5 separate regions of the Mus musculus genome follow, and all the other regions are linked to region 3. The links are chromatin loops, found by intact Hi-C in ENCODE. Cell type or tissue: left cerebral cortex. All regions are shown on one strand. Links, peaks and the distances in the headings refer to the core of each region. The heading gives the core; the rest is flanking DNA. Region 1 holds the start of Acox3 (acyl-Coenzyme A oxidase 3, pristanoyl). Region 2 has its middle 11 kb from the start of Ablim2. Region 3 overlaps Afap1 (actin filament associated protein 1). Region 4 holds the start of Afap1 (actin filament associated protein 1). Region 5 has its middle 6.4 kb from the start of Bloc1s4.

What was found. Hi-C counts contacts between places; a loop is a spot of excess contacts. Peaks named below come from ENCODE experiments on the same cell type or tissue, not always from the same donor. Only the 100,000 strongest peaks of a DNase experiment are listed, where the experiment ranks them.
Region 1: it touches region 3 in a loop (2.3-fold over the local background); 3 of 42 quality-filtered maps call a loop at or near these places.
Region 2: it touches region 3 in a loop (2.9-fold over the local background); 4 of 42 quality-filtered maps call a loop at or near these places.
Region 4: it touches region 3 in a loop (6-fold over the local background); 35 of 42 quality-filtered maps call a loop at or near these places.
Region 5: it touches region 3 in a loop (4-fold over the local background); 6 of 42 quality-filtered maps call a loop at or near these places.

The regions. Positions count from the first base shown.
Region 1 is chr5:35,580,313-35,586,530 of GRCm38, forward strand. Acox3 (acyl-Coenzyme A oxidase 3, pristanoyl) reads left to right here and starts at 2,722. Exons shown (of 19, transcript NM_030721.3): 1 at 2,722-2,822; 2 at 3,564-3,663. It overlaps 4931431C16Rik (RIKEN cDNA 4931431C16 gene), which reads right to left. Exons shown (of 4, transcript NR_045807.1): 4 at 915-3,262. In left cerebral cortex, for the core only: no CTCF peak of the experiment used is centred there; a DNase peak (open chromatin) is centred at 2,608; H3K4me3 peaks cover 1,760 bases; H3K27ac peaks cover 762 bases.
Region 2 is chr5:35,743,545-35,749,762 of GRCm38, forward strand. No RefSeq gene overlaps it. Among named protein-coding and RNA genes, the nearest start is that of Ablim2, 11 kb to the right of the region's middle. In left cerebral cortex, for the core only: a CTCF peak has its summit at 3,617 (motif pointing right); DNase peaks (open chromatin) are centred at 623 and 3,608.
Region 3 is chr5:35,968,686-35,974,903 of GRCm38, forward strand. Afap1 (actin filament associated protein 1) reads left to right here. Exons shown (of 17, transcript NM_027373.2): 9 at 1-34; 10 at 5,703-5,914. Among named protein-coding and RNA genes, the nearest start is that of Afap1, 78 kb to the left of the region's middle. In left cerebral cortex, for the core only: a CTCF peak has its summit at 3,365 (motif pointing left); DNase peaks (open chromatin) are centred at 2,161, 3,379, 3,697, 4,332 and 1 more place; H3K27ac peaks cover 2,002 bases.
Region 4 is chr5:35,891,508-35,897,725 of GRCm38, forward strand. It overlaps Afap1 (actin filament associated protein 1), which reads left to right and starts at 1,812. Exons shown (of 17, transcript NM_027373.2): 1 at 1,812-2,033. In left cerebral cortex, for the core only: CTCF peaks have their summits at 1,836 and 2,624; DNase peaks (open chromatin) are centred at 1,829, 2,610 and 3,453; H3K4me3 peaks cover 2,293 bases; H3K27ac peaks cover 1,340 bases.
Region 5 is chr5:36,739,192-36,745,409 of GRCm38, forward strand. No RefSeq gene overlaps it. Among named protein-coding and RNA genes, the nearest start is that of Bloc1s4, 6.4 kb to the right of the region's middle. In left cerebral cortex, for the core only: CTCF peaks have their summits at 844 (motif pointing left) and 3,476 (motif pointing left); DNase peaks (open chromatin) are centred at 846 and 3,468.

The DNA of each region.
Region 1 (6,218 bases), core at 611-5,610, 390 kb before region 3:
GCTCCCTTGGAGCTGTGTGCCTCCGCCCTTGGAGCTTCTTTTTGGCAGTCATATCAGGAAGTAGCTAACGAGGCAAACCTGTTCTTTCCTGTAACATGAAACCCTTCCAACTTTAGTGGTCTGCCCCTAAGGACATCAACTTTAGGTTCTCCTCTCACCTGGACCATCCTGCAGTCTCATTGTCTCCTGGGTTCAACACAGAGATGTCCAATGAGTTCTCTGTCATACACAGGCTTAGGAGTGTCCTAAGAACCAGGAAGGGGGCCTCAGAGTTGCAAAGAAGCTGGAGAACATAGGCAAATGTCACCAAGAGATCTGAAGTAAACCAGGCCAGAGCTGAGAAAGACTGATTGATTTGACAAGATCTTGTTATGTCAGCCTGCCTGCTTTGAAACTTGTGCTCCTCCTACCTAGTGCTGGCATTGCCAGAAACATCACCATCAAACTGAATTGGGGCAAGTCTTTAACCCAGTTACCGTAGAACTAAATAGAGAGTGGAGCAATGGGATCCAAACTTGCTGAGCCTGCCCTGAGAAGAAGAGATGGGCAGAGGCAGAGAACTGGAGAACTGTTAGAGAAGAAGCAGGGTAGGGAGAGAGAGAGAGAGAGCATGCACGCTGGAAGGGAGGGGTCTGGACCACGCTCTCTAAGTGTCCTCTACATGCTTAGCTACTGAGACACGACACTTATCCTCCATGGAACTGCCAGTCAATGGTTCTCTTCCCACCCATCCGGCTCCATGGCCACAGCCATTGTCTTGGGGCCCCAGCTCACCAGTACCTCTGACCCTTCCTCCTGCCCTCACAACTGCTTGACAATGTCTCCTCTAGTCCTTACTCCTGGAAGGAGATGGAATGAGAATCAAATGGAGTTAATTTATGTCAACAAACTCCCAACAAAACAGAGTCAGGAGACCTGGGCATGAATCTAGGTAATGTTTGCCTCTTAACAAAATCACAGCACGGCACAAATATCCTTCCCCAAGGACGCTGACCCAACAACTGCTACCAGCCTCAGAGGGACACCACCCATTTTGTCTGTCCTTGGGGGTAAGAACCCACTTTCCCAAAGAGCCCATAGAACAATCCTTATACCCCTGTTCTGCTCCTATGCCTATGAGCCATCACATAGCCCAGATAACAATGCCATTGTTGCTGAGGAAAACCTTAATTTTAGGGAGTCAATCTCCCCACAGTTCATCTAAACTGATAATTCCCAAGGAAGCAATGTTTTCCTCATGTTAACACAGGAATCTGACTTATTAGCTGTGCTTGGACAGAACTTGTGAGATACATATGAATTCTGTAGTGAGTGAATTCTGTAATGAGGAAACCTTGTTTCTCTCTGGCTTTGGAAAAACAATAGCATGCATGCTTGCAGGCCATTCTGAGCAGCCCTGTGAACTCAAGGACTCCTTGCAATGACAGAGTTCAGGTTGTAAATGCCGGTGGAGACTGACTGCCCATTCAGACTCTTCAGAAAGGCAGAAGACAATCTTACCAGCTGTTCAGGCACTATGAAGGTGACTGGGTAGGAGTGCTTCTCTGTTTCCGGAAACTTCTAGGCTAGACTAGAGCAAGGCATCCAGGGTTGGTGGCTGCTGTCTTCTGCCTTTGCTGCCAGGTTCCCCTGCTTGGTGGTGGGAGGCCCTGTGACAACTGCACCCCAGGTGAGAAGGATGCATTTGTTCTTGGTTTATCTGAGTTTATTTGGTGACTGTTTATGGTGGGAGCAATCATATTCCTTAGGCTGCCCTCCCTTCAGTCATTTCCCTTTGCTATTATTATTATTAATAATTATTAGTACTATTATTAGTAATAATAATAATAATTGTATAGTGTGTGCAGGCACTAATGTACCAGGGAATGTTCCTGGAGATTGAAGGACCTCTTTCTGGAGTCAGTCCTCTCCATTATGAGTTCATGACCCATGTGCAGGACTCCCTACTTTCCAATAGGAAAGCCCCACTGACACCTGTGACTGCAAGTGTGTTCTGAGTCAGAGCCATAAATGCAGTAATTGCTGCGGACAAAGTAGTTATGCAGTAAGGCAAGCAGCTCCCAGCCTTAGCTGGCAGCGGCAGAGTCCACTTGTGTCTGATCCCAATGCCTTAAGTCTGTCTCTGAAACGGAATTCAGCATCTTTCTCTGGCCCTAACTCCATTATCCATCATTTTAGTCCTTTTCAAAGGTATCAGCTGTACCCATGCAGGCACACATTTCCTCTCAGCTGTACCACAATGATGAAAGTCCTGGCTGGACAAGCAGATATTTGCTCAGAAACTCCTAGCCAGGGGTGCGCTGAGCAGTTCTGTAGTGACTTTGGGAATCTGCCAACTCGAGCACTATTTAGGAGTGCCTAGCAAGGAAGCCATCTGGAAAATTAGGAGCAATTCTGAGTAAAGTGCATCTTAATGGATCCGCGGTCCAACTCTCCTGGAAGTGCTCCCAGAGCCACGAGAGGCCTGGACCTAAACACGACAGCTCTGACCGAAGGCGGTTTCTGAATAAGCCCGAAGCATCTAACCCGGGAGAAGGCAACCGGAATGAAATCCTTTAAACTCTAAACCCGGAACCGCATTTGAGCTGAGCTCTCGGAAGCGTCCGCGTTTCCCTGGCGACGGGGCGGCTCAGAATGATGACGCAAGGCTTCAGCCGGCAGCAACCCCAGTCAAGGGAGGGATGATGTCCGGGATGGGGCGGGGTGGGGCGGGGCGGCACCACCAGCTTGCTCCGCCCTCAGAAGTCAGGATATTCCTGATAAATAGTGTCCTCCAGACGCCGGGTTGACTAGGACCACGAATCCCAAGCTGGATCCGGGAGGTGAGGACGTGCCGGGCCCGGGAGATTCCAGACAGGAAGGGTTTGCAGGAGCTCAGGCTGGGGTGACTGCTGGCGTTTGCACTCTGCCTGACATCATACTCGCTAGCGGGAGAACGAACTGACCGCAGCTTTTTACAATCTGCTCGGCGGCCGGGAGGTATCCCAAGACAGAACAAAGTTAGCTTGTAAGTTGAATTTGTAGTGTCTGAGGACTGCTCCCTACTGTGCCCGGGCAGGACACTATTTATACTTCTCAAGTGCATTGTGGACTTAGCGAATTCTTAAGGAAGTGCGCTACCGCTGATCTACACCTGAAACCTTAGTTCTCCGTTTGAGTCTCAGTTGATCCGGCTGCCCTCGAACGCTATCCTCCTGACTCAGTCTTGGCATCATGGGTCAGTCCATTATGCCAACATAACACTGACTCTTAAAAGCGGGACCTAGAAGAGGAACAGAAACAAGGTCAGGTCATCTGCTACTTTGTTGTAAGACTGAAGCAGGAAGGAAATCCTTACCGTAAGGTCAGGTGGTACCAATCTCCCAGGTGTCCTGAAAGTTTCAGTCTGATAACACAATGTGTGATGTTAATGACTCTATGTTGGTTGGGTCTGGTCTGTAGGGGACATCCATATAGGACTTCAGACCAAAACTAGGGCCTCATAATTTTTTATTTTGAATAGACTAAAGGACTGGAGGAAAGTTGTGTCAGAACAGTGATAATGAAACTGTCATTTACCTCAGGAACATCACAAGTGCCTGATTTGAGTCCCAGGAACGTGGCAGACACTGCCCCGTGTGCAGAGTTATCGTTGCTTCTGAGAAACGGGGACAAAGCAGGTCGGTAAGTTCACAGAATTGGTAAACTGTATTATTGAGGCAGCTTGGCTCTGTGGGCTTTGTTTGTTTGATCTGCACCAGTGTGGCTGTGTTGGTAGCCTCATGTGGCTTGGGATCTTTGGGATCTAGACCAAAGCACCTTGCTCCTTTGCCATCGATGTTTTTAATTAAGAAGAAATTCACTTTCTCATTACCTATGAATCTGTGCCAGGGCAGGTGATTTTTGAGTATGAGAACTTTGTCCTCTCCACAGTTGTCACAAAAATGGTTCCTTCTCATTGAACTATTGTGGCATGCTAATTAAGAAGTGAGTGACCACTTGGGAGGCAGAGGCAGGTGGATTTCTGAGTTTGAGGCCAGCCTGGTCTACAAAGTGAGTTCTAAGACAGCCAGGGCTATACAGAGAAACCCTGTCTCAGGAAAAAAAAAAAAAAAAAAAAAAGAAGAAGAAGAAGAAGTGAGAGTGAGTGACAACATGCTCAAAGGTTCCTTTTTTACTCAGAGTCTCATGTAGCTCAAACTGCCTGTAATGTCTGATCCTCCTGCCTCTGCCTCAGAAGTATTTTGATTATGGTGTACATAGTGCCTGGTATGGGAGATATACATATACATATGTGTATACATATCCATGCATGACGTATATTTATATCATACATTTATTTTATGTGTTCACCTACGTGCATGTATATGACTCTATGGGTACAATACCCACAGAGGCCAGGAAAGGGTGGCATCCTTTAGTTGTGAGCTGTTATGTGGGGGGCTCGGAACCAAACCTAGGTCTTCTCCTAGAGCAGCCAGTGATCTTAACCACTGAGCCATCTCTCCAGCCCCCATAAATATGTTTGTTTTTTTAAAAAATGTGGGTGCACTAGTTACTATTCTTGTTGCTGTTACAAAACACTTGACAGAAGTTACTTAAGAAAGCTTTGTTTTAGCTCGCTGTGTGCACATGTGTGTGTATTTATGTGTGTATGTATGTGTGTGCATGTGCCTGTGTGTGTACCTCTCTGGGTATGTACAGCCAGAGGACATCTATCTGAATCAGCCCTCTCCTACCATACATGTAGATCAAATTCCATACATTAGCCTTGATGGCTAGCATTTATACCTACTGGTCTGTGTTGCACCCACACCCCCTTATACTTTTTAAAATTCTGTTTTATTCATTTATCCCCTGGGCAGAGGCTCACTCGTGTCATAGCATACGTGGTGGCTGGGGAGGTCATAGAACAAACTGGGAGAGTCGGTTCTCTCCTGCCATCATGTGGGGCCCCTGGAATTGAACTCAGGTCTCCGGGCTTGGCAGCAAGTGCCTTTATGGCTGAGCCATCTAGCCAGCCTCCCACCCTCTTTTTAAAACTTTACTTTGGAACTCCAGCCTATGGGATGATGTTCTCATGGTTAGCTTGGGTCTTCCCTCAGTTAAAGCTTTCTGGAAATTACCTCAGCTACACACAGAGATAAGTTTTCCTTTTCTCAAGACTCCATATGCAGTCAAGTTGTAAGGTTTGACCATCCCAGAAAGTGAAGGCAGAGGAGGCTGCTTGTGTTGCCCACCTTGCCTGAGGCTGTTCATGTTCTGTACACACTGAGGTGCTCACAGCCCCCACTGCTCATAGCTGACAATGGATTTATTACTTGTTGGCCTTATTTACCAGCCATTAGGTACTGGCTGGTTTTGCCAGAAGGCTGATTAAGTCAGGTAACTCATTTTTACCTTGAAGGTATTCCAAGTACTGGTGATTAAATTAACCTCGCTTCTCACAGGTGCCAAAACCTTGGCTCTCTGTCTGAGTAGTGGTTTTCAACCTTCCTAATGCTGCGCCCCTTTAATACAGTTCCTCATGTTGTGGTGACCCCCAACCACAATATTTTTTTCATAACTGTAAGTTTGCTACTGTTATGAATCATAATGTAAATATCCGTGCTTTCTGGTTATCTTAGGAGACCTCTATAAAAGGGTTGTATGATTCCCAGAGGGCTTGAGACCCACAGGTTGAGAACCATTGGTCTAGAGGATGGTCTTGAATATCTTTCTTAAACTGGGGAAGGATCGTGTGATGGTTTGTATGTGCTTGGCCCAGGGAGTGCACTATTGGAGGTATGGCCTTGTTGGAGTAGGTGTGTCACTGTGGGTGCAGGCCTAAGACCCTCGTCCTAGCTGCCTGGAAGACAGTCTTCTACTAGCAGCCTTCAGATGAAGATGTAGAAAACTCTCAGCTCTGCCTGCATCATGCCTGCCTAGATGCTGCCATGCTCCCACCTTGATGATAATAGACTGAACCTCTGAACCTAAGCCAGCCCCAGTTGAATGTTATTCTTTATAAGACTTGCCTTGGTCATGGTGTCTGCTTACAGCAGTAAAAACTCTAACTAAGACAGATTATTAGGAGCCATCCTTACTCACAGTGTAGTAGAATTGTCTGCATGAGAAGCAATGTGTTAGAAGCAAGAATTTGTAGCAAGCAGCAGTGCCTGACTCTGTTTCCCTAAGGGAAACAGACAGCTGTGACACTGGTCCCTGTTGCTGGTCTTGCTTCTTAGAGCCACTCCCAA
Region 2 (6,218 bases), core at 563-5,562, 230 kb before region 3:
TTCAGCTTTTCTCAGTCTGTCCTCTCAAGGAGTCCTATGCTGCCCTGATGCTACCTATGAAGCCCTCTGAAGGCTGCAGCCCTGCCTCTAAGGAGCTTTTTTTGTCAAAGCCTTGCAGTTCCCCAACTCTGGCCTGTTACCTACCTCACCGGCAGCTGCCCTGAAAGGCCAGATCCTTCCAAGGAGTGGGGAGATAGGCTGTGGGGGGATCAGGAGACTTTCTTGGGTCATACAACCACTCCTGAATGTCACTTGTGTGACCCAGGAAGTCAAGCCACAGGCTAGGTGGGGCAAGAAACAGGAGACGGGCAGGACACATTGCAATTTGCAGTGTGGAACGGTGACTTCCTTCCCTTAGACTTGATCCTCCAGAGTCCTTGTGTAAGCTAGCTCGTGTCTCTGCCCCTAGCCTTGGCCTCTGAGGGGCTGTGTAGGCACCTCTGTCCTAGACAGGAGTGGCCTGAATCACTCCCGGGTCTGAAGCAGAGCACTGCAGCTAAGCAGCCATAGAGAGCAGTTTCTTGGAAGGAAGCAGGTTCCCTGTAAAATGGTTAGGCAGAACCCCCACTTTGGCAAAAGGTATTGTGTTAGGAACTACCCACATTCCAGAACCAGGTTCACCCCCAATCTGCCTTCAGCGACTCAGTGCCAGCAGCCACATCATCACCAGCCAAATTCTACACATTTCCATGAGCTGTGTACCCTTCAGAAAGCCCTGCTACCACCTCCCACCTGTCTTTTTCTCTCATGTCCCTACACAGAGCCAGCCCCCTCTCCCACATAAATCCGTTGCATGATGTGATCTTTAAGGCATTCCTTGGCCCTGATCTGCCAAGACACTCTAACACTTTGTTGTCCAAAACATGCTAGAATCCAGAATGGTCGAGCAAACAAAATCCCATTCTTACTGTGTACCTGCAGAGCATGGTAGATGGACCGGGCTATTGGGTCCCAGTGTGTCACTCATGGTCATGTGACCCTGTAAGTTCCCTCCCTTGGCCAATTATTTATTCACCTGTGCAAAGGGGACAGGAAACAGGGTCAGTGATGGGTTGCAAGGAGTTTATGAGACTCCACAATCCAGTGTACAGAGAGCCCTTCTCTGTTTTGCTGTTTTGCGTTGTTGAGACAGGCTACACATCCCTGGCGAGCCTCTAGAGCAGTGTATGCCTCAGCCTCCGGAGTACATAGAGTAAGAGTGTTCAGGCCTGGTTTTGTTTTGTTTTCTCAAAAGAGTTTTTAAATTGCCCCCTTTTAGAGACAAAGTATCATTATGGTGCCCAGTCTAGCCTTGAACTCACAGACTCAAGGAAACCTCCTGCCTCTGCCTCCTGAACACTTAGACTACAGATACCTGGCAAGGCACCGAGCTTTTCCTGCACTCTACACAGTCATTCAACTATCCCTGCAAAATAAAATCCACCTGCTTCCTCTTCAACAGACACTCATGACTGAAATCTCCTCGGCTGAGTCCTGATGTCCCGTGGTTAGAGCCCAGGAAGGGAAACCACTTGACTTCTTCTTACCTGGCCCCAGCCTTTTCCCTTGAAGATCTGTTGATTTTCAAGGTCAGTGCCCTGTTCGTCCCTGGTCTTTCTGTCTCTGTGTCTCTATCCCCTCTGTTCTCTAGTGAAAGCATTACCATACATCATCTGAGCCAGGGTCCAGCTGTAGGGACAACAGCACAGATTCTCTGAGCAGATCACTTTAAGTGGCAGTGACAAGGACCCTGAGCACGGCCTTCTGGCTCAGTACACGTGCTACACATAAGAAAACAGGCTGTGGCCATCTGAGCAAGCCCCTTCATGTCACCTGCTGGGCCACACAGCTAATCGTCTGAGTGTCGGATAGTTTGCTACGGGCGGCACTTCTGACTATGGGCCATGTTAGTAGTGGCTTTGGTGACTTTCTGGAGACCTGAAGTGTTAGTTAGAAGTCAGTTTGCTGACGACTGAAGCTGGTTATCCCTAAGCTTTTTAAGACCTGAAAAAGGGTGAGCCACGAAGGCCTTGTGGTCCCTGACACTTGCCCCTGAGCACCTAAAACCCCAGTGCCTAGAATAGGGCAAAGAGCATCTTGGTCCTGAGAGCAGCCTGATGAGTCCATGCTGATGACCATGACCTTGGCTGGCAGGCTGACGCCTCCTAGAGCCTGTATCATATCTCACTTTTCTGTTGCATCCATCCAGGCCCAAAGGCCCCAACACTGCTGTCGCCATCCCACCAGAAGTGTCTGGCTCAGGGTCTTGGGTCCAATGTGGTCCTTCTATTGGCCATAGCTTCCCAGAGATGGGGAAGGTGGAAGGTCACATGGATACCCTGGTCTGGACCAAAAGATCATACCTTCTTTGCTGCAAACTGGGAGCTTGTTCTGAGGGCCCTTCCTCCCACGGCTGTGTGGACAATATTGTGGAGTATATTAGCAGTGGAGGGAAGTTTGTGGAGGCTCTGTGGGAAGTTTTAAAAGCCCTGTGGGGTGGGAGTCTGGGTACTGTATTATTGAGGACATGCCCTCCTTTCCTTTCTTGGTACTGGGGTGCAGGGAGCACCTGCTGCACTTTGCCCTCGCCCCCAACCCTTCCTGGAGCAGGGCCTTTCCTCTTTTCTCCTAGCCCTAGAGAGAGGGGTCAGGTCATCCAGGAGTCCAGGACTTCCCTGAGTTTGTCTGGCAAAGGAAAGAACAGACAAGAGGTGGGGGACCCTGGAATGTTTGGCACTTAGGCAGAAGCAATCCAAATCTCGAGCCATTGGAGGGAGGCCATGCTGCGGATGCTTAAGCACACTGGCATTCATTCATTTCAGTGGTGCAACCCTCCGGATTTGGGGGTGGGGCTTAGGAATGGTGTTAGCAGTGCACAAAGCTCAAGTGCATGTGACTCGAACATAAAGGTTTCCATTGGCTCTGGCCCTAGTAGTCCAGATGTGGTCTCAGGACTGGCTTGATCAAGGAGCTCTGGGTGCTTCATCACTCTTCCAAGATGCCCTGAGTGTGACTTTCTTCTCAGGCTGACTTCCCATGAAGGGACAACTATGGCAATGGTTGTCCCAGGTACGTACCTCCTACTCCCAAATATCCTGACCAGGAGGGGCACCGTTGGAAACATCTTGAAGGCAAGAGACGCTTTTCCTCAGTTAGCTGGCCTCCCAGCTGCCTGGCTTGGGTCTTATGGCCTCCTGGATAGAATCCTGTGTGTCCTAGGGTGCTGGGTACTGGTTGATGTGGTTGAGAGCTCTCTTCTTGGACTGAGCCCATCCTGTAACCGTCCAGAACTATCTGAGCTAGACATGGGGCTGGCACACTGCTGAGTCCTGGACTGTGTTTCAGGTGGGGCACCACCAGAAACAGGGGAAGTGAGAGTCAGGAAACTAGGTAACCAGTCAGGAGACAAGAAGACACTAAGGAAGTACCCACCCCATCCTGAGCCTACGCACACAATGTTCACAGGTTAGGAACACCCAGGCACCAAAACCTCAGAATTGGGAAGTAACCCAGCAGGAAACTGTCCCCTCCATTCTGTTCCTCTGTAGCTGGAGAGCAGGGGCCTGGGTTCTGTTTGGCAGAGGAAGAAATACTGGCTGACTGGACCTAGACAGCAGGTTGCAGTGGCGCACTCTCCCACCAGGGGGCAGTACAGTAAATAAACATGCTGGTTTTGCTGAACAGAAACTTCAATTACTACTATCCCTGGAAATGGTAGACACCACGTATTTATCCCTGTAAAGTTATGTGTAAATTCGGCTTTAAGGTACATATATTTAAAGTTATTAAAATGCTGTTTTCTGTATTGTATGCATGCTGTTAAAAACTGTGCGTAGAGGGGCTGGAGAGACAGAGTAGCAGATAAGAGCACATACTGATCTGGAAAAGAATGAGTTTGATTCCCAGAACCTATGCTGGTCAGCTCACAGCCACCTGTAACTCCAGCTCCGGAGGGGATCCGATGCCTCTGGCCTTCTTGGGCATATGCAGTCACATGCACCATATCGACACACACACATGTATGTATAATGCTTTGGGGCTCTATAGTAAACTCAAACATCTGTGTCCAGCAACATAAAGGGAAGGAAGAATGGCTAGAAAGAGCCCCCATGAGACATACATGCACTGATTGTGGCTGTGGGTGAAGCCAGGCTGGCTTTCCCATCTGGACCCACTGAAGCAGTTTCCACAAGTCTTGGGTGGGAAGTGTGAGCCCTAGAGCAATGGTCTTAATACCATGGACACAAATACTGTTGTGGCTGAGAGAGAACCCCTCTACCTGAGATACATGCAGAGATGGGGATGGGGCTGCACCTGGCTGTGCTTGGCTGTGCCTCCACCCATGGCACTACATGGGCTCGGAGCTTGATCACAGTCACTGAGCAAGGCTAGGAGCAGCATCGACTCCATCTTTCCGCACTAATTCTTAACCCGAATGTCCTTAGTGCTGCCCTTCAGATCTTTCTACAGAAAGCTTTTCCTGAGAGGACTCACCAAGTGCTCTTTGGGGATCTGAGCCTTTTGTTCCTGGAGTTAAAAGGCAAATGAGCCAGTCTCCTGCCTTGGTTCTCTGGCTCCATCCCTAACTTAGCGTCAGCTTTGTCAGAGAATGGCAGCATGGCATGCTTCCCACCTGTGAAAGCTCCAGGAGGTGTGGGAAGCCAGGAGATCACCCAACTCCACCACTCGGGCTTCCAGGTGGAGGCGACAGCTGGGCTGACCCCTGAGCACCAAGCAGGAGCCACCTGCATGGAAGGAAGAGGCAGGTGGGGGCCTTCGGCAGGGTGGCTGATATGTATTGTTAACAGATGCCTTTGGCTTTCTGGTGGAGGGATGGGAGACCAGGAACAAAGAGACCAAGAGGAGGTGACTGTGGCCACCCAGAAGAGATAGGACTTGGACCAGGCCTAAGCAGGAGCAGGCCCAGAGACAGGAGCTGGAAGTGGGACCTAGAATTGTGCCAAAATAAATTCTCAGATGTCAGGGGCACAAAAGTGGTAGCCGGTGCTAGGATGAGGTGTGAGGAGCTGAGAACAGGCTATGCTCAGCCCAGGTCTAAGCGTAGGCACCGGGAAGCTGAAGAGGTCTTAATCTGGGCTCTCTGGAGAAACCAACTGATATATACAGATGGAAGGGTGGGTGGGTGGTGGAAAGGGGGCACGGTGGGTGAGTGGATGAGTAGATGGGTGTGTGGGAGGGTAATCAGATGATAGGTGAGTGGGTAGAGAGGTGGTGGATGGGAAGCTGGGGGGTAGGAGTGTGGGTAAACATCGGGATGGATGGATGATGAGTGAACAGTTAGGTAGCTGGGTGGATGAATAGCTGGATGCATGGGTGGTAGAAGGATGGGTGGGTTCAGTGTTTGCCCAAATGAGGAGGGCAGAATGAAGAGAGGGGTCAGGGCTGGAGAACCCAATGACAGGGATAAGAGAGGGTCAGAACAGAGGGAGAACCAGGAGCCTACTGGGGCCTGCTGAGACAGCAAGTCAGATAAATGAAGAAACGTATCCACTACACAGAGGCACACAGGGTTCCCAGGGTATGACAGAGCAATTGGGCTGGGAGGAGCAGATGAGTGGTACCCAGGTGAATGAAGGCTGTACAGGGCCACAGTAGGTGTGATGGCATTTTAGAGCAGGACTGTAGCCACTCTTTGCTGTTTTGTGAGCTCTTCACTCATTATCTCCCCTAACATTAGATAGGAGAGAAAGAAAGATAAGGGGTGGGGGAGAGAGATTTCTGAATCTAATTTCTTTCTGTTTCCTCTTTACTTGTAGCTGGTCTTTACTACTTTGTGGTTCTCACCTTTATCTCCTCCCCCAACCCAAGTTTCATCCCCATCACTAGATAGGAGAGAAAGAAGGATAGAGGGGAGAGAGATAGATAGAAATTTCTGAGTCTAATTTATTCCTCCTCCTCCTCCTTCTTTTTCTTCCTCCTCTTCTTCTTCTAGCATGACTACTAATAAAAACCCACAACCAACCATCCTGAACGACTAACAACCACCCACAGGGCTCTAACATTTATATAGTCTCTGAAACATTCCCAGAATTCCAACCGTCACACAATCACAGAAACTGCAGCTGGCCAAACCACGCCTCTGTGAGAGCATGAGGCAAATCACAGTCAGCTGCTGTGGACAGTCTGGAGTAGCCCCATGTCTATCCCACACCTAGCATTAAAATGGAAACATATTCTTATACTATTTCTGTGGGGTTTTTTTTTTTTTTTTTGTTTGT
Region 3 (6,218 bases), core at 601-5,600:
ACATCATCAGCAGAGGAGGATGTGCCCACTTGTGGTAAGACCCTGCCATGTGTCAGCAGACTATCCCTGGGTGTGCTCTGGGGCTGTCTGAAGTGTGGAGAGCAGTTTCAGCCTTTAGTAATAGAAGTATCTCCAAGGGCTTGTGATGCTGGTCCATGGTTTTTTCAAGGTAAATACCAATGTTCTCTGTCTCTTCCCCGAGTTCTCGCCAGTGTTTCCAGACTTGGACACAGGCACCAAACAGGCCAAAGCTCTAGAACTGAGTCTCCTTTGGGTCACACCTAGAACTTAAGTTGCAGACAGAGCTGTGTGGTCATCTCATGTTCACAGTGTTGTCTTCTGTCTGTCTGTCTCTGTCCCCCACCCCCAGTGTGTGTGTATGTATGTGTGTGTGATGCTATTTTGTCAGAGATTGGGTAAAGCATATGGTCTATAGCAGTCACCAAGCCAGTCTTGCCTGCCTGGTGTCTAGGCTAGGGGCTAAAGAGAGGAACCAACCAGGGACACGAACCAGAGGAATGCGTATGTAACAGCCAGCTGTGCCCACCATGTGGAGAGCAAAGCAGTGGAGGGTGCTATCATGGCACCTAAGTTAGGCTGTGGGCAGGCTGTTGGGTACAGCGTCCACAAGAATGGTAACAACACCACACTGTAACAGTCCTAGTAGCCACATTTAGGGGAACTGAGTAGCTCTTTCAAGGAGGAAAACTTCATAAATGCAAAGGAATGTTCGCCTTTCGATTTTGATTTGTTTATAGTACTAGAGATGCTCTAGGCTAGTGTCCTACCTCCAGGCCCTTTCCTTCCTTAAAAATATCAAGAATGGAGCCTGGTATGGGGGGTACATGCCTGTAATCCTAGTACCAAGAATGGAACCTGGTATGAGGGTACATGCCTGTAATCCTAGTACCAAGGGGGCAGAAGCATAGAGGGTTATTGCCAATAAGGCCAGCCTGGGCTATTCTGGGCTAGACTGGACTAGTCTGGGCTATCCTGGGCTATGTACTGAGTACTAACCAGCCACAGCAACATAGTAAGACCCTATACCAGAACAAAACAAGACCAGGAATACGCCCTTGTAGATTACTATTCAGAGCCTGCTTCCCATCAGTGTGAACACACGCTTCCTTCAGAGTCATTCTGTTTACAGTCCCCTCTTTCCTACTGATTCCCCTCCTTGGGTTCCGAGTCAGGAAAGAATAATAGCATCCATAGGTACCAGGAGCTACGTGCACCCCAGATCCCTGGACTATTTATCATCAAGTAGTTGCTGGGAACAGGACAGACTCAGGTCAGCTGGTAATGAAGGTCTCCATGTCATATTCCTTTCTATGAGGAGAGAACTTGGCTGGAGTGCAGACAGCTGGACAAAGCTGTGACCGAGTTGGGAGAGGCTGGGGACACTGCCACACTGCTCCTGGCCAACCTCTCCATCTTCCTGGAGCTCTTGGGGACATAGTCTTTCTTCCTGCCTTTGTCATCAGCCCTTGAGATGACAGCAGTCTGGAGTTAAGGAGAGTTTAGCTTCTGCTTTTTTTTTCAACTGATCTAGGTTAGAGATAATAAGAAATTATTGTTTTTGAGACACGGTCTCACCATATACACCAGGCAGGTCTTGAACTCACAGAGATCTGCCTGCTGCATCTGTCTCCTGAGCGCCGGGATTCAAGACTAGAGGTAGAAATGCTTTAAGGAGGAATGGTTGTGTATTAATTAACATGGCAAGGCAGGTCAGAGGTCACAGTCTGGGCCCTCCTCTTGCAGAGGAGAATGGCGTGCCTCAGAGAAGTCATGAGTCTCGGGCCTCAGCAGAATTGGTGGCCCCTGCCCTCACAAGCGGGTGACTCCACTCCTCAATACTCTCTGACTCCCTGTAAGTCATGGCACTTCCTTATCAGAAGAGCACAGCGTTGCAGGCCTGCCCACAGATGCCCACAGCATTACTGTCTCCATGCTAGTCAGTTTCTTGAGAGCTTGGGTGATCCTGAGAGCAGGGGCCTGAGACTTTGCTGGTCACAGCTCTGGCTTCTGCCGAGACAATGGCCTCTGTCCGCACAACTCTAAAATGGACACGCAGCTCTCTGCCAGACCAGAGGTAAGGGTACGTGTCTCTAGGGGAACAGGGAACAATGGCCATTTTCAGCCTTTCAGAGCAGCTGCAGGGCTCTCAGCAGAGGAAGGGAGCTGGACTGGGGCCCGGGGGGACTGACCCTGCCAAGCTGAGCCCCTGCAGCTGCTGGGAGACAGTGCTAAGCTGATGGGGCCAGAAGGGCAGAGCAGCTGAGCAGGCAGAAAAGGGTCCCGGGAATTACTGAGCTGAGCTTGGTGCACACCTGTGCACTGCAGTCTGGTTAAGCTAGACGGGGTGCTGTGGTTTCCTGGGGTGCTCTTGCAGGGCTTTCGTGGGTGGGGAGCAGAGCTGCAGAGGTAGCTGGGTGGCCCTAGGTGCCATCTTCATCCCTTGAGAGGCCTTTGAGGGATGCATTAGTGTTGGTCTGGGCAGCTTGTTTGCAGCCCTCCGGGTAATGTACCCAAGAGACACACCAAGACTCCAAACCCAAGATGATTTTTTTTTCCTGGCCTTCCATGGTCTGACAAAGTCCCAGGGTTCTTGTTATTCTATAAGCAAAGCCGTGAGACCTGGAAATGTACCCTCCCTCCAGCCCTCCTCCTGTCTGTCTACCCTCTCTCTGCCCCACACAGGTGCCTTATACTAGTCACATCATCCTAGGTACAAGCACAAAGGCCTCCTCTTGCTGTCCACCTGGGAGCTCAGACTGGTCCAAGCCTCATTGCATTGCTAGATTATGACACTGCTCTGCAGTGTCACCATCACTCAGCGCAGGGCCCAGAAGATGCTGGCAAGGCCACTCATTGCTTTGGGGATTCGGGCTGCTTGTCTGGGATGTGGGTTCCAACGGTTCCTTGGTTTCTGTGAACATGGGAGGTGAACTGGGCAGGGGCTAAGGGTCTGTGTTACCACCACTGTCTATTCTTTACCTGCTGTGCTTTAAAGTCAACGAAACACATCTGCACACTCAGCCCTGCCCAGGCTCGGGTGAAAAAGGTAGACTCTGAGGCCTGTAGAGTTAACTTTAGAATTCAAACGAGACCTTGTTTAATCTTGCCTTTCTTTCTGTAGAATTTGGAGTGGAAAGAATCTCAAAATATTAAACTGAAATTACCCAGTTTTAAAGATATATTAGCACATTACTATAATATAAGTGGGGTTATAAAAATAGAAAAAGAATAAAAACCAGTGGAAAAATCAAACAACAAATCCCTCATCTAATTGTTCCCCAGAAGCCTCCAAGCCCGTCCACATCCAGGTCTTAAGGTCCTGGCTGCACTCTGCCGCCCTCTGGTGGCAGATGTCTGCTTTAGCTGGAAGATCTGGCAGATCCCCGCCTGACCTTATTCACCTCTGTGTTCCCTCCCCAAGAAAATGAAAACTTGGGAATCACTTCTTGAGAAAGTGAGGTGCCATGGGGGCCTGTTGACAAACACAGCTGTGAACATGTCTGAGTTTCCTGCTTCTCTCTCTCTCTGAAACTTAAATCCCAAGAATGTATTAAAATATGGTAATGTCCCATGAAGTCATGCTTTAACTTAAGGGAGGACCTGTCTCATGCAATCATCCTTCTATGGCTGAAATGTTGGGAAAGCGGCAGCATCTGATGACTGTGGGCAGACTCCATCCGGAGTGAGGAGCGAGGAGTGGGCTGGTGCTGCTGTCAGTTCTGTCCAGGCTGGCGTCTGAGACTATCTGCTTGAGGCTCTCTACAGTGCGGTCACTGGAGGGTCTTGTGCCACTAGATCTCTAATCCTTGCTTAGGCCCAGTCACAGACAACTCAGCCGACTCACACACGATGCATCTTTTCCCTATCTGGCAGCTTCATGAAGCCCATATGCCCTAGAGTTCAGAGCTTTTTTTGTTTTTAAAGGCAAGGTCATCATGTGTCATACAGATTCATCTTGAACTCATGTCCTGCATCCAACTTCCCGAGTACTGAAAATATATGTTACCACACTGGTTAGTTTTTTGTTTGTTTGTTTGTTTCTGGTTTTGGTTGTTGTTGAGACAGGGTCTTATTATATAGCCCAGGTTGGCTTTGAACTCATGATCTCTCTGAGCCTCCCTGCTGCATGCTGGGCTCACAGGCATGTGCCTCCACTCCCCGTCCAGAGTGGCTCTGTAACAGTGGCTAAAGAGCCCATGCACATGTGATCCATGTCTCCAGAATAGATCAAGTTACTTCAGGCCTTCCTGCCATCCTGTTTGTGGGCGTGCGCTCAGAAAACACTTAGGCTCTGTTGATACAGGTGACGTCTACTCAGAGAGGTCTAGTGCCTGGCTCTCTGCGTGATTGATTGCTGTTGATAGCCTTCAAAACAGTTCTAGTAAGATGTTCGTCTGACTGCGTTTTAAAGCAGGGCTTTCCTTCTTCCTTTTAAAACAGTAATGAATCAGAACAGTCCCATCTATACATTAAAAGCCTTTAAAAAGAATAATATCATTTAGCTGCGGTTTCTCAAGCGAAACCTGCAGCTGTACTGGGAACAATCCCCCTTATCTGTCTTTGATTTTATGTAGGCATCAGGTCTGGCTATGGCCTCTGGTAGGGCACCCCACATCTGAAGATGCCTTCCTTCTCCTTCCTAGATGGCCCTTGAAGAAAAATGTCTAGAAGCTGCCTGAACACAAGAGTCCCCTTTTCTGGTGCTCACAGGCTTCTGTCTTGGTGTCTGTGACATCAGAGATTCTTCGCCTCACGAGGCAAGAGATGCATGTTAGAGTGTTAAGAGTGTGTGGACTCAGGAGGCCCCCAGCCAGAGAAGGACTCACATTTTGCATATGTGGGTACTCACTGGGAATATATCTTGAAGAAAAACTCATCAGAGGTGTGCAAACCTTCATCTGAGCACTGAGGGTCTGAGTACGTATGTGTGCAAGACCTGGAAGAAGCTGAGCGACACCTAGCCTTCTCCACTATCCTCCTTTTTACCCGCTGGCCACCCTTTCCCTGTCTAATCCTTTCTTAGTCTCGGAGAGATGGTGTGCGCACAGTGGGACAGTTGGAGGCCATAGTAGGACAACTGCCACAGATGCCACAGTCAGCTTTCATCTGGGTTAGTCTCTCCAGGAGATGAAACTCTGGCTTCCCCAAGCAGGGATGGGACATAGAGACCAGGAGGAGGCCTTGGGCTGTGGGTGGGGAGCTCATACCAGCCACGTTCCGTCATTTGCTGGAACATATCCAGCGCTGGGGAGTTTACCACTCCCCGGGCCTCCCACTTCCTGGAGAGTTTTCATCTTCTGATACTTTTATTTCTGTCTCCCGTGCTCTGCTTACAGCGTTTGCAGCTGGGTCGTCTTGCATGTGATTTCTCTTCCGTTATGTGCAGGCAGCTGTCAGCCCCTCCTCGCCACCCCATGTCCACTGTCACTGTCTCAAGGCGGTTTCCTGGTTCCCGTGTAGACACCAAGGAGATGAAACTGGTCCTGATACCGTGCAGTGGGTTCTGTCCGGGGAAGAGCCTCCAGGTCCCGTTGAAAGGCAGCTGTGTAATAATGACTCTTATCTCTTTATGAGCATTTAAAACCTGGATGTGAGCGTGTGTTTCGTGCACTCTGTAAAAGACCACAGACAAGGGACGTGGCTTCCTCGGGAGCCTGAGCTGTGGCATCCTCTCCTTGCAGGCTACCTGAATGTGCTCTCTAACAGCCGCTGGCGGGAGCGCTGGTGCAGAGTGAAGGACAGCAAACTCATTCTCCACAAGGACAGGGCTGACCTGAAGACCCACCTCGTCTCCATCCCCCTCCGTGGCTGCGAGGTGATCCCGGGCCTGGATTCTAAGCACCCGTTGACCTTCCGGCTGCTTCGAAACGGACAGGAGGTGGCTGTTCTAGAGGTATGGGCTTCCCTGGGGCTGCTATCCAGAGAGGTGTACACAGATTCTGTCAACAGCATGATTAGGTCTTCTGCAGAAGACCCTAGCTCCCTGTAGGGACTGATTTTGATCCAGCCCCTTCCCTCCCTTGGCTAATTCTGTTTTACGTTGTCTTCAGGGTTTCTCTTTTGGAGAGTCATGGATGATACAGGCTTCCAAGAGCATCATGCATGACAACTTTGCTTGCCACAGCTAAATGCCTAGCTCCAAATAACAGGCCACCTTTTCTCTTCTTTCTTTCTTTCTTTCTTTCTTTCTTTCTTTC
Region 4 (6,218 bases), core at 639-5,638, 77 kb before region 3:
ACATCCACATTTTATTGCTGTGGAGTGAACTGGCCAGAAATCTATGCAGATGCCAACAGGGTCTGTCATCTTTGAAAAAGCCAATTTGAAAACTTGGACTGAATTGCTTGAGCTTCGGATAAAATAGTGAATGATGCCCTGGAGGACTCCTTTATGGCCAACCCCTTTCAACTCCAACCAGAACCAGTTACCCCCAACCCTCCCTGGACCCTGTCTGCTCATATGAAACGGGCCTGAGGCCACTGGAGGACACTCAGGATGACAGCATGAGAGGGTAACACAGGTTGGAGTGACTGGCCTTTAGACATTTCTGTTCTTAGAATGTTCCGGGCCATAATAGCCATCTCTCCCATCCTCACGCCACCTGCCTTCCCCTCCCATCTTCCTTGGCTCCCTTTATTTGTCTCCTTCTCTGGCCTTCCCCAAGCACAGCTGCTCTCATTTTTGAGCAAAGCAGCCCACCATCCTGCCTCTGTGTCCCAGCACAGCTCGTACAGCAGGACGGTGTCCCAGAATGTCTCGCTTTTCTGTTGTCCTGATAATACCTGGACAAAAGCAAGTTAGGAAAGAACGGTTTCTGTTGGCCCACGGCTCTCCAGCTGTGGTCCAGTCCTTGACTGTAAGGAAGTCACAGTGTCAGGAGCTGAAGGCTGCTGGTCCTACCACACTCACCTTCAAGAAGCTGAGGCCAATTAATACCTGAACTCAACTAGATGGCTCCTTTTAAAACAGACCAGGACTTGAGCCCAGTGACAAGTGCTACCCACCTTCAGTGTTAGTCTTCCCACCTCAACCAAATCTAGGTAACTACTTTGTACATGCATGCTCAGCGATGAGGTAATCCTTCACAACAAGTTAACAATTAACACTAACCACACCAATCAAACCCATTCCCAAGAATAGCTCTTCTCGAATAAGGGGCTGTACCAAGAGGCCCCAGTGCCTGGGCAAGCAGATCATCTGTTGGCTTGGGGAGTCAGACAGGAGGATTGAGGCTCTGCATGGACTCCAGGACTCACTGAGGAGCGGCAGGCTGGCCTGTCTCTGGAAGTAAGCTATTTGTAATTTGGGGGGAGTCCAACTGAGGTCTGGTGATCACTGCTGACTGGATTGGATCCTGCAGTGATCATGTATGTGGATAGGGCTTCTGATGAGGGTATCCATCCCAAGAGAAGCATGCTGTCTCCAGCCATGATCACAAAGGCTCTCGTCAGAGGCAGAAGGGAAGTCTTGGAGAAGAGGGACAGGTTGTGAAATAGAGGGAAATCCACGAATGTTGTAGAGATACATTCCAGAACAGTCCTCTAAGGCTTGGGCGAATTTTAAAGATAATTGAGATATGGATAAATGGAAATGGTAGTAGGTAGATAGGAGTCATGCCTGGTGGGGGAATGGAAAAACAAAAAACAAAAACAAGGCTCTGAGCAGGAAAGGGATGAGATTAATAATTGGATCCTGAAGTAGGACAGCGAAATGGATCTGCTTGGCACAGCACCTAAAGGGAGTTTTCTCTTTCTTTCCACCCTTAATGATACCAACACCCTTCGACCAGAAGACGGACAAGGCTATGAGGATCGCAATTCGGATGGCAAGAACCATCAGTTTTCCTTTAGAACCAATTCTAGCTTTGGGGTGAGCACCGAGTACCACTGAGCTTAGTCCACGTGGGCGCTGAGCCCGAAGCGAAATCAGATCAGCGCAGAGTCCCGGGTGCCGGCTCGGACCCACGGCCCCGCCCAGCCTCTCTTTGTTCCTCCTGGCCCCGCCCCCTCCGCCCAACTCCCTAACCATTGGCTAGAGGGCGGGTTCTTGCTGTTCAGGGGGCGGGGCTATGGAGGCAGGCGGGGCCTGTCGCGCCTGCGCAGAATCCTCCGGCCACAGCTCGCACCGGCGGTGTCTGGGCTCCAGGTCCCGACTGAGAGATCGCTGAGCTGCGCAGGGCCCCGCCCCGGGCTCCATTGTTGAGGCAGCGGGCGCTCCGCGGGCTGCGCTCCTCTCGGCCGTCCAGTGCTCACGAGCCACTGAATCCTGAGGTGAGGCGGCGGCGACTTTGAACCCGTAGCGGGGCCAGGTGTCCCACGATGTCCTCGGGCAAGGTCCCCAAGCTGGATGCCCTGGGCCGGGCAGGGTCCCCAGACAAGGCTGGGCAGGATCTCCAGGGCCGGGTAGGGTCATCGAGGCCCTTCAGGGTGTTAGACAGGACTGACCAGGGACTCCTGACAGGGCAGCGTCTCCGGACAGGGCATGGTCCCTATACAGGGGTGGACGGGGTCTCCAGGGCTAAGTTGGATCCCTGGAGGTCAGAGTCCCCAGGGCCAGGTAGGGTCCCCGAGGCCCTTCAGGGTCCCCAGACAGGGCTGGGCAGGGTCAGCGGGCTGGGATGGTTTTCCAAGAACTGTTCGAAGATCCGGTCATCCGAGACCTAAAGGACAGACCGCATATTTGGACTTGCAGGACGATCGCTAAGGCTGAACTGGGGTTCCCGGCTTGGCAGTCGGCTGAAATGGGTCGGAGAGTGTGCTGCCCGGTTGGTGGCAGCTGCCTTCTCCTCTAGAGGGACAGGAACACCGAGAGGGCTGGCCTGGATGGACCCGAGCACTCAGGAGTCTGTGCGCCCTGGCATTGTCTCGCCGCCGGGTGGCACAGAGGGCTCTGCACCTCCAGGTCCTGGCCACCCCACGAGTGGGCTCTTTTCCGGCCCTCCTTCTTGGGTGTAGCTAGTTGATTGTCACCAAGAGGGACCGGGGGTTGGGGGACCCTTGTGTGAGGGAGCCTTCCTGTTTCCCTATGTGGTGTGGATGGCTCCGGAGGTAACTACGTGGACTTAAGTGTGTGGGGAGGCTTGGCGGGTGGAAAGGCTGTTTCTGTCCCTGTATTGGTACGATTTCGTGTGTCAGTGAAGGTGACAGCGTGGACACGCGCGCATGGGATCCTGGTCCTGTGTCCCATGGCTTGTCGACCCAGGCTTTGCCCATTCAGTCCTGGCCCCCGCTTTGGGTGTGCATTGGGCACTGGAGTTTCGGTGAGGTGAGCGAAGCCCTGTGCGTGCTGGGCGCAGTTAGCCTAAGGTGGTGTGGACCGGACTTTGGTATTGTCTTTATTCAGTGAGTTGAAGCGGGGAGCGGGCGGGGTGGGGGGCGCTACACGGGCTCTGGAGTAGCCCGTCTGAGAACGTGCCCCTCACCCTGCGGGTCTCTGGGGAGCGTGGGGCTGTCACTGTGCTGGAAGCTGCAAGTCCAGCCATGGAGTTTCTTACTCCTGACTTAGGCCTGGCGACCCAGAGGCCGGTGCTGATTGGAGGGAGCAGAGCCTCTCTGCCCTCAGCTTCTTGATTTCTTCCGTTGGGAAGAAAAAAAAAATCTGGAAAGCCAGAGAGTTGACTTTGTAACTCCCAGTCAGCGCCTGGCAAGTGGAAGAAACTCTCCCAAGAACTTGGCGTGCTGCAGAATGAGTTTGAATCAAGAAAATCTACACCCAGGGAACCAAGCCAAAGCAGTTACAGTTGGAGATCAGATTTATGAAGGCAGCCCTGGGGTGAGGTCCAGGGAGGGGACCTGATGCTGCCCCTCAGGCTGGGCCCTCCTCAGCTACTAACTAATGTGGAGACCATTCATTAGATACTGCTTCTTTGAGCATTTCAAAATCACTTGTCATGTATCCAGGATGGTGTGTGTGTGTGTGTGTGTGTGTGTGTGTGTGTGTGAGAGAGAGAGAGAGAGAGAGAGAGAGAGAGAGAGAGAGAGAGAGAGAAAGAGAGAGAGAAAGAAATCAAGCCAGTGTCTTTCTGTGGGGAGAAGGCAGGCAGCATTTGGAACTAGGAGTTTCAATAAGCAACCCACAGTTTGTCCTAAAAGAGAGCCCAACTCTAATAGCAGGATAGGATATGAAACAGCTAGGAGCCATCCTTGTCCTGCTATAAGATGCACACTTAGTCTCTGCCATCTCCTACTTCTGTGCTTGCACCAGCTCAGCTCTGGGTGCTGAGCTCTGGCAAGCTTCTGCCTCATCAAATGTTCTCTCTGAGCCTTCCTTATGTTAGTTCTGTCCTTTAGACATTGTGAGTTTGGGCCAAAAGTACCTATCATAGCTTGTTAAAACAAACAAACAAACAAACAAACAAACAAAAAAACCAACACTCTGAAAGCCACAGACCCAGTTTGTACCCCAGAGCAGGGAGGAGGTGGGGCCCAAATGAGAGAGCCTTTGTCTACACCATGAATCCAGGTACAAAGCCTCAACCCACCAAAGATAGTAAAGATTTTTTTTAACCTGTCTGACTGAGTGTGTTTTATGATGTAGAGTACTCGAACAGAGTTCATTGAGTCTAATTTTGGCCCTGAAGTTGATTTACTGTCCTTCCTGGGTAGTTTCTCCTCTAGGTTTTAGCAGTCTCACCTTTGAAAGTCTTCAAGTAGACAATTTTAAGGAACATTCTTGGCCCTAAACCCTTCATTCTTTTAACCAAATATAGCAGAAGGAAGTTGGCCTATGGCAAAGATATAAAGGAGATATTTGAAAAATGTAGTCTAAAGAGCAAGCTACTTCCTTGCTTCTCAGTTTCTTTTTACAAAGGTTTATCCAAGGACTGAGAGATGGCTCGTGGTCAAGGTTGCTGGCTGCTTGTGCAGAGGACCTGGGGCGGTCCTATACCCACATGGTCTAGCTCCAGGGCACCCAATGCCATCTCTGGCCTCTGCGGACACTGTGTGCATGTGATATGACAGACATATGGAGGCAAAACGCCCATAGTCATTAAGTAAAATAAAATTGAAATTTATAAAGGTTGGGTAGATCATCAGTGTTTGGGACAAGTGTGTGCAATGGAAACTTGCACTTTTTGGTGTTGTCTTGCATGCTTTTTGAAAAATTAAAATTAAATTTGATTTTGGCCTTTTTGAAGATTTACACCCCCACCAGAGAGATGTGCGTGTGCATGTGTATGTGCACATACACATGGAATGCCTTGGGAGGTCAGAAGAGGGCATCAGATATGCTGGGTCTGGAGTTGCAGGCAGATGGGAGCCTCCTGATGTGAGTGCTGAAAACCAGATTCCCTGAGCACAGCAGCAAGCATCCTTGACCATGAACTGTCTCTCAGCCCTTACACTCTCTTACCCACAAAGCACCGCTCCAGCCCCTTTGAACCCTTTATAATTGTATTCTGTTTGCATCTCCACTATATCACATTCCTCCCTTAATGAAGCCGTTGGGTGCAGATCTGTTTTCAAGAGCATCTGTTGGTGTGTTGTCGGATGGAGTCTGCCAACTGCGCATTTCCAGGTCCCAATCTATAGCCAGGATTTTACTTGAGAGACTCTGAAACAAGTGGAATCTTAAGAGTACCCCAAGTAGATGCCCTGGGCTCTGCCTAAATGTTGAAAGGCTCATCTGATCTTAGTGCTAAAAACATCATGTGTTAAAGGGTTGGCAGAGGAGTTCAGCTCTAAGGAGCAGAAGCCAACCCTTCCGTGCTCATCTGTGTGTCTGTGGTGAGGTGGGAATTCGGTGTGCAGAGTTTCTTCTGGCCGGGTGTCTGTGTGTAGAAAGGACACAGTTCTCCCTGCTATCTAGATAACGACAGGGATTGAAAGTTGATGATGGCAGCTCTGCCTAGGGTTGACGTTCTTTACTGCGACACATCCCCTTTCAATTTGAGTTTCTTTCCTCGGTTTCAATTTGTTCAATTTGAGTTTCTTTCCTCGGTTTCATTTGTAGCTGCCTTGATTTCTGTCCAGATGAAGTGACAGGGGTTTCTGCACAGGGATAGGGGTTGATCTCCACTATTGTCCTCTTGCCCGTATTCACACATCACTGAACACATCAGGTTGGTTAGGTGCCATCTGTCTGCTCCCAACCATGTCTGGAGATTTCTGTGGCTGCCATGAGGGCTTTAAACCATGATGTCACTTCCTTTATTCTACAGCTTGATACCTCTGTAAGTCACCATGTAGCCCTCACATAACAGTGGAGGATTGCTCTTTTCAGACTGTATGTCTACGGCTATTGTGTCACTACCACTCAGGGCTTCCCAGGCCACCCTTTCCACTCTCAGGTTCCTATGTCTGTTATTGCACTGGGACCCAGAACCGTTCCGTGTGTCGACAGGATGTAGATGTGAATGAGGTTAAGGATCGCGTCCGACAGTTCTCTAGGAGGGGTCTTGAGTTAGAGTTTGGCTTTTTAATCAGGTTCTCTCAGCCTCAGTTCCTTGATCTGCA
Region 5 (6,218 bases), core at 692-5,691, 770 kb after region 3:
CATGAGCTTCCAGCTTCCTCCCCTCTGCCTCCCACTCCAGGACACAGGCAACTAAAGCCAGTGGACAATGAGAGCAGCCTGGGGGGCTCTGTGCTCAGGTCGTGAAGCGGGCAGCTCCTCCATCAGTCCAGGACTGGTGCTTTGGCAGCCCCTCCGACCGAGTTGGAGACGAGGGATCAGATAACAGCAATCCTGTGACCAATTTCAGAGCTGATAAAAGACATGAGCCATGGAGCCAAGACCTGCCCGAGCCCAGGCCTGGTTCACACTGATGTGGGTGGACAGCTCCTCTCTCTGGAGCACGGCAGTGCTTTATCACATTGGCTATGGAGAAAATCACTCAAGATCGAGGAGTAGCCAAAGAGCTGTTTATGAAGATCCTGGGGCTCGGAGGGGATGGATGGCTAGCCTCCCTCTGTGTTGGGCTTCTGCTGGAGGTCTCCTGTGCTGGAGAAGCTGAGCCTTGGTCAGTCCTCACTGCAACGACCAGGCGGTCTATCAGGGGCCTCAGCTTCTCCTCCAGCCTCTCCCCACAGCCCTTCCTGGGAGCTGGTTAAGTAGCTTCCTCAGAGAATTCAGCCCTCTAGCTAAGCATCTACTTGGAATGAGAGGGACTAGTAGTAGCTGCTGGTCAGGAACACTGACCCAGCGTCGGCCATACAGGAAGATGAGAGCCGGAGAAAGGACTTCTCAGCCCAGCACAGGATTGCTCAGCATGCCCTCAGGAGGCTGTGAACTCCTGGATTCTCCTTCTTTCTTTCCAGAGGAGGAAACTGAGGTCCAGGGAGCTGGATAATTGGCTTAAGACCTCTTTGCTGGGCAATGCTACACCATACTGCCCCTTGGTGGCCATAGGTAGCATGTTTAGTGCACAAGGCCAGCCCTTCTAAGGCATTAGTGGAGCTAGGCCCTCCTGGGCTAGTGGATAATCCATAGCCTTGTCAGAGTCCTGGGTGGTGTTTGCTGTCGGTGCTCATGAAAAGTGGGGTCTGCACCAGGTAAGCTCTGTGATTCCTCACCTAGTTCTCTCCATCAAAATCCCCACACAACGGACTGTACAGACAGGAGAGGCTGAGCTGAACACGGGCGCTTTTTATCCACTCCTACCTGACCACGGCTCCTTCCTTTCCTCTTTCCTGTTGTAGTAAACTTCCAACCCCAATAAGTCTATGCAAAAACACACAACTGAGTTATTATGTTTATAAGTTGTATGTCTAGATTGGGCAGATCTATCACTATACTAAGCTATTCCCCAGCTATGAGAGCCCTTGTTACTTGTTCCTTCTCCAGGGCATGTAGTTCTGCTCCATCTTTCTTCCATCTCTTTTTCCTCTGTCCTTCTCCTCTGTTGTCCCCTACCCTTCCCCCACTCTCTAAAACCTCCAGCCCCACCTTTCCCTTCCATTGCCCAATCACAGGTTCTGGCCTTTATTTGACCAGTTAGAATGGGGAGAAAGAAGGTTCACACAGAATCACCTGGGTACCTGATCCACTCCTCCTCCAGGCAGCCCCTCTGGAGGAGGCAGATTTAGCATGAGATACAAACAGCTCCATGGCAACCCACAATAATTTTCCTTCCCAGAAAACCCAGCAGCCTCCTCTTGGACCCATGGCACCCTCTGTGTTCACTCTCAGGAATGTATCTCTACACAAGGAGACACATACATGTCTCTTACGTGAAAAAGGAAAAAAGGAAGATATTCTGACCTCTCTCTCTCTTCCTCTCTCTCCCACCCCTTGACCTTCTCTTTCAATCTCTAGTATTTTAGTTAGTATCTCTCTATGTAGATCAGGCTGAGCACTGGATTACAGCCACGTGCCATCACTCTGGCCCAGACCCTGACATTTCTCTTTACATGGAGGTCTCCTATGCATTCCACTGTCACCTCTCCGGATTTACCCAGCACCAGTCAGACTAAATGACTGAGATGTTGAGTCCACACGTAGAGACTGTTTCAGCCCCAGCGCACTGTCTGTCTTCACAGGAAAACCTAATGGCATGCCCGGTTCCCCAGCACTCATCAAGGAGATATAGGGTTGGGTCATTCTTGGCTGGAGAAAAAGGGTTTGAGGCCAACCTGGGCTACATCAAACCCTGTCTCAAAAAGAAGGAGGAAGAGAAGAAGGAAAGGAGGAGGAGGAGAAGGAGGGGAGGAGGGGGAGGGGGAGGAGGAGGAGGGGGAGGGGGAGGGGGAGGGGGGAGGAGGGGGAGGGGGGAGGAGGGGGGAGGAGGGGGAGGAGGAGGAGGGGGGGGAGGAGGAGGAGGAGGAGGAGGAGGGGGAGGAGGAGGAGGAGAAGGAGGAGGAGAGGGGAGGAGGAAGAAGAGGAAGAGATCTAATGGAGAGGCAGGATGATACTTTTGTGGCCACCTCATGGCCTTTCAATGTGTTTCTTCTTAGGCCCTGAGCCCAGTCATGTTCTGCATGTCTTTGGTCCTTGCTTGGGGCCCAGTATAGGTGACACTACTTGCCAATGGCCCTGACCATCCTGAACCACCCTAAAGCAACACTGGGTACTTTGCTCCTGACGAATAAAGAGTCCCCTTCCCTAGGCTTTTATAGAGCCAGGCTCTTGAGCTCACCCACCTCTGCTGCCCTGGTGGACTGGACTTGGACAAAGTCACTTCCGGCCTACCTTTGGTTTCTTGGGGCCTTCTCAGCCCCTGCAACCTCAAGAGCCAGTTCCCCCAATAACCCCTTCCCATAGAGCTATGTGCACATCCTCTTGGTTCCTCAGCCTCTCAGGAGAACCCTGACTGATACAGTGTGGCAGAGATGGAGCCAGGGAAGGGGGTGGCAGGATGGATAAGAGGGATACTGGCTCCTTCAAGGAACTCACACATCAGGCTGGACGAGACATGGCTACAACCCAAAGACACAAAGGAGGAAGTTGGAAGGAGATGTCTCCAAAGTCGAGGCCAGTATACACACTGGGGACCAAGAGTCTTGGAGGCACCAGGCACCCTCTCCACCTCCCTGTCAGCTGCCCTCTTGTCCCCATTGTCCCCTTCCATTCATTCCAGGTACATTGATAGTGCCTGCTGTCATCATTGGCTTAGCCCTGGGTGCCACTGGTTCAGAATAAACAAAAGGGACAAAGTTCAAGTCCTTCCCTTAACCAGGAGACAAGGAATAAGTAAATAAATGACCCTGCTTCTTTTGGAGGAAGGTCAGAGCTTTGAGGACAGTGAAGGGTGGGGAGCGTGCCGGTCGTGGTGCTTGCCGTGCGATTTCAAATGTTTTTCATGCAGCTTCCGCCTCACTCCGCTCACCACTCCACGCAAGAGGAACAGACATTGTGCCTTGGCTTCCACTTATTCTGTGTTTGTGCTCTGTGTGTCTGTCATGGAGGTCCGGAGTGTTGTGGCTGAGTCCTTCTACAAATCTTAGATGACCGAGTTTGAATTCCTTTCGGCCATGGCTAGATTCGCAGTTTTCATGCTTTCCCTACCCCTATAGCGCCCCCTGGTGAGAAGACGCTGTCCTGCAAGCCAAATGGTCCAGAGATGCCTTATTTCCATAGCCATCTTTTCATCTTGTCCCCACTCCCTAACCCCAAGCTGGGCTTCACTACACGGGAAGGATCCCCTCTCCCTTTGGTCGGTGAAGGGCCTAAAATAAATGGTCTCACATTTATTGATGGGACTGATGGTTTAAGCCACTTTGGAAAAAGTTCTCTACAGCCTCTTAGCACATTTAAGGTCTCAGAAAAGGTGAATTCCACATGTAGCCTGGCCTTATGTCTGGTGTTCCTACAAAGCCCATATGGTTTCCCTAGGAGTACATGTACTGTGTTTAACCAGTGTGGTCTTGGATCCATGATTTGGACTAAGTTGGTATTCAACCTCAGCTGTTAGTCTGCCCTGTTCTTGAGCTAGAAAGCACATATTTTTCTCTGTGTGTTCTTGGCCTGTGTGTTTTCCTAAGCCAGGAAATATATAGCTTGCTCACTGGGTATAGCACTTGGTATAGCTTGCTCACTGGGCCAGTCTGACTGCTAGTCACTTGACAGACATCTGAATGTCCCTAGCACATTGTTACTGCTGAGAATCCAGGCAAAGCAAGCAGGACCCAGGGAGCGTCTTTGGTCATGCGTACAGGCGATGAGGCAGCTAGTTGGATAATACCACAGCCGCTATTACACAGGACTGCTGGTTTGCTTCCAGGTCAGGATCCAAAAAGAAGTAGGAAGGTTGTTGCAAATTTGTGGGGATGGGGGTGAGCCCTATGGGAACTGTCTGCGCACAAAGCAGATTTCTGGTTTTATTCCATTTATGTCCAAATCAACTACTGAGAGCATTGGGTAAAGGCTGGTGCATGGGACTCAAGGGTGTTTTTTTTTGGGGGGGTGGTACATGTGCATGTGTGCATATATGTGTGTGGGTCCATGTACAAGCCCAGGCATGGAGAGAACAAAAGACAGCCTTTGGTGCCATTCCTCAAGAGACCTTGTTTTTGTTTCTTTTGAAATAGAGTCTCTCATAGTCCACCCAATAGGCTGGGTGCCCTGGGTGGCCGGCAAGCCCCAGGAATCCTCCTGCCTGTGCCTTTGATACTGGGATGACAAGTGCACACCATGATGCCTGGGGTTTCTTCTGTGGGATCAAGCTCAGGTCAAACACTGCACATACACACAGTATGTACATATAAACACAGCCATCTTCGCAGCCAGACTCAGATTTCTAAAGCCCCTTGACTGTGTGCACAAATGGACAGCAAGGAAGAAGCAGGGGACTGCCTGGGACTGCCTGGGACCGCCTGGGGCTGCCGAGCTGCTGGATCAACACACTGCTGGCAAGGGACGATGCTAATGCAGATGGGATCGGGGGTTGTGCACCGGGATACACTCCAGTGACAACTTGGATGCCACCCCTTTCTTTGTGAACATCAGGCCACTCTAAACCACAGAACTCTAAAAGGTATTCCTGTGAGCAAGTTCAGAAAGTTAGACATTCATCAGGTAAGACCCCAAAGTAGGACTCCATTTTTTTTTCTTTTGTGACTCACTCTTATATGACCTACACTCACACCCTGCCAGGCATCCTGAGCCCCTCTTTCATCTTGTTCACTTCGAACAGAAAAAAAAAAAAAAAAAAAAAAAAAAAGGACATCCTTAGATCCTTAGGAACTGGCTTTGCACCTTCCCATGGGGTCCCTTCTGAAAGTTATGTAGCCAAGCTAGCTACAAACTTCAAATTCCGGGCCATTACTAGTCTTTTTCTACTGTTTGGTTTTAAGCCCCACCCTCATGCATGTATGTTCAAGTGCATGTGTGTACACAGGCTCACACATGTGGGAGTTTGCCTGGGTGGAAGGCAGAGTGTGTTCGTACCCCTCCGAGGTTTCTTACTGGGTCCTTGAGCTGTTTCAGCAGGAATGTAGCTAGAGACCCCCCCAACCCTCCACCCCCACCCCCCGGGATCCACTTGTCTCTGCCCCTCAGTGCTGGGTTACAGATGCATACCTCTATGCCTAGATTTTATGCCTAGCTGGAGAGGTAAACTGAGTCATCAGCTTGCATAGCAAGCATGCCACCACTGTCATTCCCCAGCCCTTTTGTGTCTTGTATGTCTCAAGAACAACTGTTTTAATGGCTTACAGCCACGCATGGTGGTTTACCCATGATCTCCAGCTGTTTCTGCACTACCAGAGCAGGTGAAGTCATGGGAACACATGCCTACCATTTGAAAACCTTGGCCTTTTCAGGAGTACTGACTGCTCCCTATCAGGTGCACACAAGACACTAGGAACAGTTTGAGATTGACTCCTGAAAGTTCTGGCATGGGAAACAGTCACAGACTGCTTGCTGGCACCTCAGTGGCCAGCATTTCATACATATAAGTCCAGTCAGGGTTGCCAGAGGCTGATATCAGCTGAGAAACATCCTATACCCTGCTAATCTTAGCAGGCATGCTTTTGCACGCAAAATAGACTGATCCAAGGGTGACTGGTGGGGTGCCCATCCCTTGTTTTGCCAGTCACATCCATTTATATGAAGTGGGCTGCTCCAGACCCAAGCAGCAGAGATGGCCTGTATTTAGTCATTTTATGTGCATGAGTGTTTTATTTCTTTTCATCATCCTGGTGCCCTCGGAACTGGAATTACAAGTGATTGTGAGCCTCGACAGGGTTGCTGGGAATTGAACTGGTGTCCTCTAGAAAGAGCAGCCAGTGTTCTTAATCACAGAGCCATCTCTCCAGCCCCAGGCCTGTATTTAA